Linked DNA regions of Homo sapiens: all the other regions are linked to region 3. The links are chromatin contacts, found by Hi-C or POLR2A ChIA-PET in ENCODE. All regions are on one chromosome and are shown on one strand. Each heading gives the region's core, a stretch centred on a gene start or an enhancer-like site at or near the end of the contact. The rest is flanking DNA. Distances are from core to core; before and after follow the strand shown.

Region 1 (3,375 bases), core at 478-2,977, 400 kb after region 3:
CAATCTCTAGCATCATAGGATTAAAAGGGTACTCAAAGCATTCAGGTAAAATCCCAACCCACTGTACAAATGAAATAAACATTTCTTCAAGGGGGCGGCATGCCTCTAACTGAACACCTCCAGCAATGAGAAATGCCCAACTTTAGGAAATCAGAGTTTTGGAGGTGTATGTGAATGAGGTTCCTTTATTTTCTTTTTTTTAATTTTATTCTTTTTCTCTTTTTTTTTTTTTTTTTTTGAGACAGGGTCTCACTCTGTTGTCCAGGCTGGAGTGTAGTGGTGCAATCTCGACTCACTGCAACCTCCACCTCCCGGGGTTCAAGCGATTCTCCCGCCTCAGCCTCCTGAATAGCTGGGATTACAGGCACGTGCCACCACGCCCAGCTAATTTTTGTATTTTTAGTAGAGACTGGGTTTCACCATTTTGGTCAGACTTGTCTCGAACTCCTGACCTAGTGATCCACCTGCCTCGGCCTCCCAAAGTTCTGGGATTACAGGCGTGAGCCACCACGCCCGGCCCAATTCATTTTCAATTCAACAAATATCTATATTTATATCTCAATAGCTAGTGAGTGCCTACTACGTGCCAGATACTAGACACTGGACTGTAAGTATGAATAATATAGACATGGCCCCTCCCCTGTGGATCTTATAATGAGGAAGACGAGCACATAAACATGCAAGTAGAACAGGGGAAGTAGAGGGTGCTGCTCAAACACAGGGTGGGGCACTCAACAGACAGCCCAGCATCTAGATGTCTTCACAAAACAGGCAATGTCTAGGCTGGGGCTTGCCGACGAGTTAGCTGAGGGCAGGGTGGAGAGGCCCAAGGGAGTAGGAGGCTTCCCAGCTTCCAAAGAAGTTAAGAGTGTTGCAAAAAAGTGGAGTCCAGATCTTGAAGGGGAGAGTGGGCTTAGGTCCGGGGGCATGTGAAGCGCCCTCCGTCTGCTGCGCTGGGGGAGATGCTGCGGTATCCTGGAGTGGTGTGAAGGAGGCCAGGACCTGCGATGGGAAGACGGAGACGGGAAGGCCCTGGTGGCCCAAGGGATGACCAAAAGTGAAGCGCTCCTCTATGACAAGATTGAGACAAAAATAAAGGAATAAAGTTCTGAATGCGGTGGGAGAGTCTCCTCCGTCCTCCCTCACCTTTGCTGGGCAGGAACCAAACCTGCTTGCCCTCGGTTTGCCCCATCACCGACGGGTGTGGTCGGGGGCACAGCTCTTCGCCCTTCTTCTCAGATAGGAAAACTGAGGCCCAGGGTCCTGAGGCAGAAATCAAGGTTTTCTCCTCGAAATGGCCTCCCAAGAGGCTGCCCGGGGTCTCACACGATCCTTCGAGGGTCCTGCGGCCTGCCCCACGCCTCCGCCAGCCATCCTCGGCTGGTCGTCTTTGCTATGGAAACGGTCCTCCCGCCCTGCTCCGCGCCTCCGTGTCTTCAGTGCACTCTGGGAAATGCAGTCCCGCTCTGTTTGCCTACCCGCGGCGTGAGCCCACTCCGCGTCCTTAAAGAACTATAAGTCCCAGAAGGCTGTGCGAAACTCCGCCGGTCTCTGGGGGATGTGGTCTTGAAGGAGAGACCCAGGAACCTGCGGGCGGGGCCGGAGGGAGAGGGGAGGACGCCCCCAATGGGCAGACTCCTGGGCGGGGTCCGGGTCACCATTGGCTCCGGCGGCGCGAGGGAGGCGGGGTCAGAGGAATGAAGCGCGGAGCTGTTCGCCGCTCCAGGTGCTGAGTCTGAGGGAGGCTCCGGACCCGAGAGCCGCGAGAGCCGCCGCCGCTGCGGCCGCCGCCAGATCTGCGGCCGGGAGCCCGGGCTGTGAGGAGCCGGGAGGAGCGGGGTGCGCTGCCGGGCGCTGACCGCCCTCCCGCCCGCCGTCAGAGGTCAGTGCTGCTGAATTCGCTTTTGTTTTCTTGGGGAGCGGGCGAACCGAGGCGTGAGGGGCTGGGGAGTTGACGGGACGTGTTCTCGTTGCTCTCAGGACCGCGGGTCCCGGACAGCCGCCGACTGACTAGGGGCCTCCCGTGGCCGGGCGCCGGAGGTCGGAGCAGCTTGGGTTAGTTTTCGTTTTATCATGGAGAAGGCTCTTGGGTATGAGGGGCGAGGGCTGGGGGTCACCCCCACCCCCCATCTCTCCTGGGAGAGCGAGGAGGCTTGGACCCTCCCTCCCGCTGTGCCTGGCGACGGGGCTGCTCGGATTACTCAGGACGGGAGGATGAGGTGTTGTGGGATGAAGGGACTCGAGGCAGGGGGACCCCTCCCCGCAACACTTCGGCTGCTCGAGGTTACAAAGGAGTCTGGTGGTGATGGATGAGATCGCGGACCGCTCCCCTAGCCCAGACCCTCCCAGGGGTATTCAGGAAGGGCTGCTTGGGATGCAGGGAAGACCCTTGCCCAGGCCCCTTCCTCCACACTCGCCCCCCTCCCTATTCCCCCCTCCTCCCTTGGCCCTAGGGTTTTGTAAAGAGGAGGATCGAGGATGTGGAAGAGACAGAGGACTCTTACCCCTCCCACTTGGACCCTCCTAGGTTACTGGTGAAGGGTGGAATTGGAATGTGGCAGGGAAACGCTGGGAGACCCCTCCCCATCCTTCTCGGAGTCGCGGGTGGAGGAAAGCACTGACACTCGGAATCCCCCGCGCTCGGGCCCGCGCCGAGGGTTGGGTGGCCTGGGTGTGAGAGGTAGTGTAGGGGGATGTACGAGGACAGGAGGGACCCCTCCCCACCTCTCCCCACCTGGGCCTTATCTCCCAGGCCCTCCCTACCTGGATCCAGGCCTGGGGCTCTAAGTCGAGACGACCCGCCCTAGCCCACCACGCCCCGGGGACCGAGCCTCTGGCACCGCAGCTGGGGGCCAATCCCAGATGGGCATGTACAGAGCGGGACGGGGCGGGTCTCCCCTCAAGCACTCAAGAGCTCCAGGTAGACGCTACCCCCAACCTCGTGCCCGCGAATCTTTGGGGGCTGCTCCGCTCCGATGCAGGGCGCACCCCAAACCGAGGCTCGGGGACCTGCTTCCAGGACGCGCGGTGGCTGTTCCAAGGCATGGGGCTTTCGCGCTCGGCCCAGGCATCCTCGAGAGGACAAAGCGGCGGTCGCCGCACTGGCAGGCCTGCGCCGCGGGCTGGGCGGGGGGCGCGGCCGCGGAGGGGGGGCTTCGGGCGCGGCGCGGGCAGCTTCCACGGAAACGTGCCAGGAGCGGGGCGGGAGACAAAGCGCACCGGCTTCTAGCGGGCCCGCGCGAGCCGGGATGGAAAATCCCGAGGGAGGAGGCGGCTGAGCCAGGGCAGGGCACTATGCCCCCACATCTTTCCCTTTTCCCATACCCCCTACCCTAAGGCCAGCCAGGCACCCAGGATTCTGTGCACGCGATGGTG
Region 2 (3,723 bases), core at 296-2,795, 470 kb before region 3:
ACACCTGTAATCCCAGCACTCTGGGAGGCCGAAGTGGGCAGATCATCTGAGGTCGGGAGTTCGAGACCAGCCTGGCCAACACGGTGAAACCCGGTCTCTACTAAAAATACAAAAATTAGCCGGGCGTGGTTGCGGGTGCCCGTAATCCCAGCTACTCAGGAGGCTGAGGCAGGAGAATCGCTTGAACCTGAGAGGCAGAGGCTGCAGTGAGCCAAGATCACACCACTGCACTCCAGTCTGGGTGACAGAGTGAGACTCCATCTCAAAAAAATAAATAAATAAAATTTAAAAATAAATAAATACACCTGTGTTTGAAACTGAAAAACATTCTCGGTTCACGGGCCATAAAAAACCTGCCTGGGCAGACGGGATCTGCGGCTTCTGCTGGTGGTACGGTGGGATCTGGCTATGGACTCTTAATTCCTAACCTGGTACCCCAACTCATTCCATGTCTGCTCCTACTTCTGCCCTCCTCCACCTCCAGGTCTCTGAATGCTACTGGAACTCTGATGTCCCTTCTTCCATGAAGTCTTGCCTAACTCTCCCAGGCACTTTGTTGGCTGTCACTTAATGGACACCTACTATGTGCCAGACATACAAGAATGCTTTACCGTAATTATTCAATTTAAAGCTATCATCACAACAACCTAGAGGGCATTACCCCATTTTACAGACCAGGAAACTCGAGACCCGAAGATGAAAAAAAAAAACTAGCCCAAGGTCACTTGCTGGTGAGTGGCAGAGCTGAGATTCAAACCCCGGAATGAGGCCTGAGCATGTTGATCTCTTCTGGCCCCGCAGGACTGACAGCACCTAGAGGGTGGGTCAGTTGTTCACCCAGGTGGCGCCATCCCAGCACCACCCTGCAGGATCTAGGGAATGAATGAAGGGTCGCTGGCCGAGAAGAGGAAGTCGAAGATTGGGGAAGGGGCCGGGGCTTGTTCGAAGTGAGGTCGAGGGACTTCCAGGACCCGGGACAGGAGAGGAGGGAGCGAGACAGGAGAGGAGGGAGCGAGCATCGCTGTCTGAACGCCCAGCCGGACCCCGGGCCGAGCTTCCTGAGGGTGCCTGTGCGGCTCGGGTGAGGCTGATCCCCACGGCGGTACCGGGGCGCCGGCTACACGAAGCGGCCCTGGGGCTGGGCCAGCCGGGCAGGGCCGGAAGGCCTGAGGGTGGAGATGCCACCCGGCTCCGAGCGCGTGGAAACAGACACGGGCGGAAGCGGCGAGGGGGCGGCCGGAGCGGGGTCGCGAGGCCGGGGCTGGGAGGCGCCCACCTGACCACCCGCCCGCCGCCCGGCTCTGCGGCCCGCAGGCCCCGCTGCCTTCGGCCTCCGAAGTCGGGCCGGGCCGCACGAAGTACCTGGAGGGTTGACGTTGTCATTTCATCTCCTGGGTCCGCCCCACACCCCGCGGCGCTGCTTGCGGCCTCGGTCCGGCCCCGGGGAGCCGAGGTACTGGGTCCGGCGCGGGAAGCCCGGCGGTGGGCGCTGAGCGCGGTGCGCGGGCAGGGCGGCCGCTCGCAGCGGGAGCCGAGTCCGAGGGCAAGCGAGGAGCGCAGCCCAGAGCGGTCGGGCCCGAGCCGAGCGGCTGCCCCCTAGCGTCCACGGCTCGCACTGCAGGCACCTCTCCCTGCCTCGGCGAAGGCAGGGGGCGGTTCGAGAGGCAGGACTGACTGGGGACGAGGAGGTGGGACTAGGGCGAGACGGACAGGGGGCGGGGACGGGGTGGGTGGGACAAGGCCGGGGCGGGGCCTGGCGGGACGTACATTCTCGGGGCGGGGCCAGGGGCGGAGCGGGGTAGAATCCGGAAATCCTGACCTCGCTTGGAATAACAGCGCCCATTGAGCAGTTTTATTCTCACAATAAAACGAACTTATCAGAGCGTTGGTTTCTCCATGTTTAATATCGCACGATCATAATTAGTACCTGCCTTGTCTGGCTTTTGTGGGGAATAAATGAGCTAGCTAATGTAAACAGAGTGTGCCCCACACTGGGGCTCAATCCCTGGTGGGATGCCGCTGACTGTTCAAAGCCAGTTTTGTTTTGCTTGGATTGATTGACTGATTGATTGATACGGAGTCTTGCTCTGTCGCCTAGGCTGGAGTGCAGTGGCATGATCTCGGCTCATTGCGACCTCCGCCTCCCGGGTTCAAGCGATTCTCCTGCTTCAGCCTCCCGAGTAGCTGGGATTACAGGCATGCACACCTACTGTGTGCAGCGTTGTGTGCTAGTTTCTGGGGATACAATGATCAAAGCAGTTCTAGGGCTGGGTGTACTGGCCCACGCCTGTAATTCCAGCACTTTGGGAGGCCAAGGCAGGAGGATTGCTTGAGCCGAGGATCAAGACCAGCTTGGGCAACATAGTAAGACCTCGTCGCTAAATTAAGAAACAAAACAAAACAAACAAACAAAAAAACGCACCAGAGGCAAGTGATCCATTTGTCCACAAGTCTATCCTGTGAGAGAAAAAAAATGGAGGGCAAAAAACATCCAAGTTGAGGCTGGGTATGGGGGCTCATGCCTGTAATCCCAACACTTTGGGAAGCCGAGGCAGGCCGATTGCTTGGGCCGAGGAATTCGAGAACAGCCTCGGCAACAGGTGAACCCCCATCGCTACAAAAAATAAAAAACGTATCTGGGCATGGTGGCGCACACCTGTAGTCCCAGCTACTCCGTAAGCTGAGTTGGGAGAATTGCTGGAGCCTGGGAGGTCGAGGCTGTAGTGAGCCGTGACCAGGCCATTGTACTCCACCCTGGGAAATGAAGCAAGACCCTGCCTCCAAAAAAAAAAAAAAAAAAAAAAAAAAAAAAAAAAAAAAAAAACCAAAAAATTGGCACACCTTAATCTCTCTTCACAAAATGCTAATTAAATACAAAGGAGAGGCCGGGCGCGGTGGCTCACGCCTATAATCCCAGTACTTTGGGAGGCCGAGGCAGGTGGATCACTTGAGGTCAGGAGTTCAAGACCAGCCTGGCCAACATGGTGAAACCCTGTCTCTACTAAAAATACAAAATATTCGCCGGCCATGGTGGTGGGCACCTGTAATCCCAGCTACTTGGGAGGCTGAGACAGGAGAATCGCTTGAACCTGGGAGGCGGAGGTTGCAGTGAGCCAAGACCACGCCATTGCACTCCAGCCTGGGCGACAAGAGCGGAACTCCATCTCTAAATAAATAAATAAATACAAAGGAGAAAACAATGAGGACATTAGCTTGACTACGCGACCGAAGGGAACACCCCTGGTGGTGGGATGCGTGGCCCTCGTGTGTCTCTCCACATGATACCCTGAAGAGAGCATGGCATCGTGGCATCTCTGCCAAGAGTGTGTGACACAGCCTGGTTGTGAGGCAACACCGAATAGAGCCAGCTGGAGAGCTGTGCTGAACAATCAAAGCCTTGTGCTGAGACTCAGGCACATGCGAATTAGAGTAAGGCCGAGGAACATTCCAGACTGAAGAACTGAGACACGACGACAAAAGGCAAGAAAGTGGTATTGGCCAGGATCCAAGGCCAGAGAGGAAAACAGGACATGGCCGGGATGGCTGGCATCATTTGAATGGGGTCTATGGAATGAGTGGTGGTGTGCCAATGTTGATTTCTTGATTAGGAGGACTTTATGGTGGCAATGCAAGGACTGTCCTTATGTTTTGGAGGTCCTCACTAGAGAATTTAAGGGTGCTAGAGAATCATATTAGAGAAAGACAAGGTAATGGAATAAATAT
Region 3 (3,375 bases), core at 594-3,093:
GAGTCTTCTATAAATGAAGCATAATATACATGTTTCATAACAGATGATTACTTTCAGGATTTTTGCTTATTTAAACGTGTTCTCAGTCATACAATAGAGAGTTGCAGGCCAGGTGTAGTGGCTCAGGCCTGTAATCCCAGCACTTTGGGAGGCCAAGGCAGGCAGATCACTTGAGGTCAGGAGTTCGAGACCAGCCTGGCCAACATGGCAAAACTCCGTCTCTACTAAAAAGACAAAAATTAGCTGGGCATGGTGGTGTGCACCTGTAATCCCAGCTACTCGGGAGGCTGAAGCAGGAGAATCGCTTGAACCTGGGAGGCAGAGGTTGCAGTGAGCCGAGATTGTGCCACTGCACTCCAGCCTGGGCAACAGAGTGAGACCTCATCTCAAAAAAAAAAAAAAAAAAGAGTTGCCGTTAGAAGACAAGTGACCTCTCGATTAGCAACTTAAAATTCTATTTTGCAGTCTGACTCTTAATTGAGACAATGTAGCATATTTACCATACTTTTAGTGGAAATAACCTAAATTCAAATTCTGCCACTTACTAGTCTGACATTGGGCAATTTCCAATGTACCTGAACCTTGGTCCTTCATCCGTAAAAATTGAATACAAGTAGTACCGATCCCAGGGGATCGTAATGAGGATTAAATGATGTGTATGTCAACAGCCTACTATGGGGACTGATACTTAGTAGGCACTCATTTACTAATATTAGTAACTTGTGTTCACTTCCCGCTGGTGTGGTGTAATGTTTGCAGAAGTTTTTGCAGTTTTAAGTATAAAATCTGAGACTGGGAGGTGATCCCCTTTGGCCTTTCATGTGCCCTTGCTAATTCTACAGATCCCTTCCCATCCCTTCCCCCAAATATACACCCCAGTGATAAGCAGAGCTCTATCTTCCACGTCCTTTCCAAAAGCTCCAGATAACATCAGAGCCCCTATACTGAACAATTTGTCTGATTCTGAGAAGGGGGTTCAGTAGATCTCGGGCCTAGGTCCGTGTTCTGCCCCTAATTTGACCACGTGATCTTGGACAGGTTACTTAATTTCTTCAGTGAGCCTTGGGTGTCCTCAGTCGCAAAAGGAGTAGCAGCTTCAACCACTCCCAATATCCCTTCAGATTTTAGACTGGGAAGAAACTGTCCACGCACCACAAAGATTAAAAGCGCCTGGTAACCCCTAAATACTCTCCCCAAACCCATTTCAAACGTCACTGCTTCCGATGTCTGGACTTCTTGGCATTTCGTACAAATCTCAAGGGTCCATGCTGGCCCCTGCGCCCTCACGCGGCTAGGACCTCACATTTCTACGTCGCGGGCGCCCTACCCTCTCTGGAGCTGGGTCCATATCCCCCTCCCAAGAGCGCTGCAGTAAGCACTGAATGAAATAACGGCCCCGCCTGACAGAGCCCAGCACAAGGCAAATGCTCAAGAGATGTTGGCTAATATCAGCAGTCAACGGATCCCGCGCCCTCCTTGAGCCTCAGTTTCCTCAAGAACGTAATGAGGACGGGCATAGACAATGCTCAAAGCCCCCAGCAGCGGGCGGAGGGTCCCGAGGCGGGCCTAAGGGGCGCACGCTGCGGAAGGCAGGGCAGCCCCGGAAGCCGGGCGGCCCTGAGAGTCCCGGGTCCAGCCCGGCGCGGAGATGCGTCCTCTCACCTCCCGGGCTCAGCAGCAGCTTCAATGCCTCCAAAATCCGATCCAGACCGCATGTCTCCTGAGCCCCGCTGCCCACGGCCTGTCGGGCCGCCATGACTGGAGTGTAACACCACGCTCGCGACCCGCTCAGGCGCCTCGGCAGGGCGCCGCCGCCGCCATGTTAAGTGTGGCAGAAGGCTCTGGGCACACTATGGGGCGGGGCCAAATCGATCGGGAACGCCCCCTTCACATTTTTTTTCCGTCCCGGCTTAGTCCGGGGGGTAAGAGGGAACCCAAAAATGGCTAATCTGCCCACGCGCACAATTTCAGAAGCTCAATATGATTAACCGCTATGTAAAGAAGGAAGAGAGAAGTAATGTATCATTAAAGCTATATTTCAATATGAAAATACTCAGGTACTCAACACTGGCAGACATAATGAAGCAGACAGATGCTTCCATCTGCTTACAGTGAAGTATGGATAAGAAAAACAATATTCAGGCTGGGCGCGGTGGCTCACACCTGTAATCGCAGCACTCTGGGAGGCCGAGGCGGGCAGATCACAAGGTCAGGAGTTTGAGACCAACCTGTCCGATATGGTGAAACCCCGTCTCTACTAAACATACAAAAATTAGCCAGGCGTGGTGGCGGGCGCCTGTAGTCCCAGCTACCCGGGAGGCTGAGGCAGGAGAATCGCTCGAAGCTGGGAGGTCGAGGTTGCAGTGAGCCGAGATCACACCACTGCACTCCAGCCTGGGCGACAGAGCGAGACTCCATCTCAAAACAAACAAACAAACAAAACCTAAGTACAGACGTACACACGCATATATATCCATCGTGAATGTAAAGCTACAAATGTTGTTATGGGTAATATGATTTTTTTTTTCAGTGAACTTAGTAAAGTTCCCAGTAAAAGTTCGATCTGTGTTCTGTTTTCATGGTTGATGCATTCCTCGAAAATTCAGGGTCTATCAAAACCATGCCCTCCGCCAAACTGTTTTTATATGTAAAACAGAATGGATTTGAGATTCAGATTATCGGAAACAGGTTTTCACCTACATAAATCCTGGTGGGACGTTGAAAAACCATGTTGTCTGAAAGTCATGCCGCAGACACAGGACAATGTTTTTGAGGGCAGGACCTTTATTTTTATTTTATTTTTTGAGATGGGGTCTCGCTCTGTCGCCTAGGCTGGAGTTCAGTGGCGTGATCTCGGCTCACTGCAACCTCTGCCTCCCAGGCTGAAACAATTATCTGGCCTCAGCCCCCCGAGTAGCTGGGATTACTGGAGTGCCCCAGCATGCCCGGCTAATTTTTGTATTTTTTGTGGAGACAAGGTTTCGCCCTCTTGGCTAGGCTGGTCTTGAGCTCCTCACCTCAAGTGACCTGCCCACCTGGGCCTCCCAAAGTGCTGGGATTACAGGCGTGAGCCACTGCGCCCGGCCCAAAGGACAAACTTCTTAATGGTCCGGTCCTTGGGCGAGAATAAGCTGCGCATAGCTATTACCCTTTTTGGCATGACTCTTGTTTCTTCTTTTCTTTGTCATTTTGGAATGCAGGGCCTGAGAGGGAAAAACGCTAAAAATTTTTTTTTAGAGATGGAGTCTCTATGTTGCCCAGACTTGTCTCAAACTCCTGGCCTCAAGTGATCCTCCTGCCTCAGCCTTCCGAATAAAATCTTGTGTGTGTGTGTGAGACAGAATCTCACTGTCACCCGGGCTGAAGTGCAGTGGT

What was found. Hi-C counts contacts between places; a loop is a spot of excess contacts on that map. ChIA-PET counts read pairs that join two places held with the same protein, here RNA polymerase II (POLR2A). Pooled maps may share reads with other maps.
Region 1: a pooled map shows a loop between it and region 3 (13-fold over the local background). The contact joins the promoter of SMPD3 here to the promoter of TANGO6 in region 3. A Hi-C loop is called at or near these places in 5 of 37 single-sample maps with no recorded cell type and 12 of 50 pooled maps.
Region 2: a map of CD8-positive, alpha-beta T cell shows a loop between it and region 3 (26-fold over the local background). The contact joins the promoter of VPS4A here to the promoter of TANGO6 in region 3. A Hi-C loop is called at or near these places in 5 of 168 maps with a recorded cell type or tissue (CD4-positive, alpha-beta T cell, CD8-positive, alpha-beta T cell, K562 and 1 more), 3 of 37 single-sample maps with no recorded cell type and 13 of 50 pooled maps. POLR2A ChIA-PET finds 5 or more read pairs at or near these places in 1 of 52 experiments (RWPE1).

The regions. Positions count from the first base shown.
Region 1 is chr16:68,446,860-68,450,234 of GRCh38, reverse strand. SMPD3 (sphingomyelin phosphodiesterase 3) reads left to right here and starts at 1,727. Exons shown (of 9, transcript NM_018667.4): 1 at 1,727-1,882. It overlaps LOC124903705 (a long non-coding RNA gene), which reads right to left and starts at 1,395. Exons shown (of 2, transcript XR_007065097.1): 1 at 1,169-1,395; 2 at 1-1,070. RefSeq lists an enhancer at 1,360-1,409 and a silencer at 1,510-2,029.
Region 2 is chr16:69,309,172-69,312,894 of GRCh38, reverse strand. VPS4A (vacuolar protein sorting 4 homolog A) reads right to left here and starts at 1,545. Exons shown (of 11, transcript NM_013245.3): 1 at 1,363-1,545. The coding sequence starts at 1,383. RefSeq lists silencers at 1,081-1,630, 1,691-1,830 and enhancers at 773-1,722, 1,723-2,673.
Region 3 is chr16:68,841,999-68,845,373 of GRCh38, reverse strand. TANGO6 (transport and golgi organization 6 homolog) reads right to left here and starts at 1,843. Exons shown (of 18, transcript NM_024562.2): 1 at 1,663-1,843. The coding sequence starts at 1,756. RefSeq lists an enhancer at 1,603-1,872.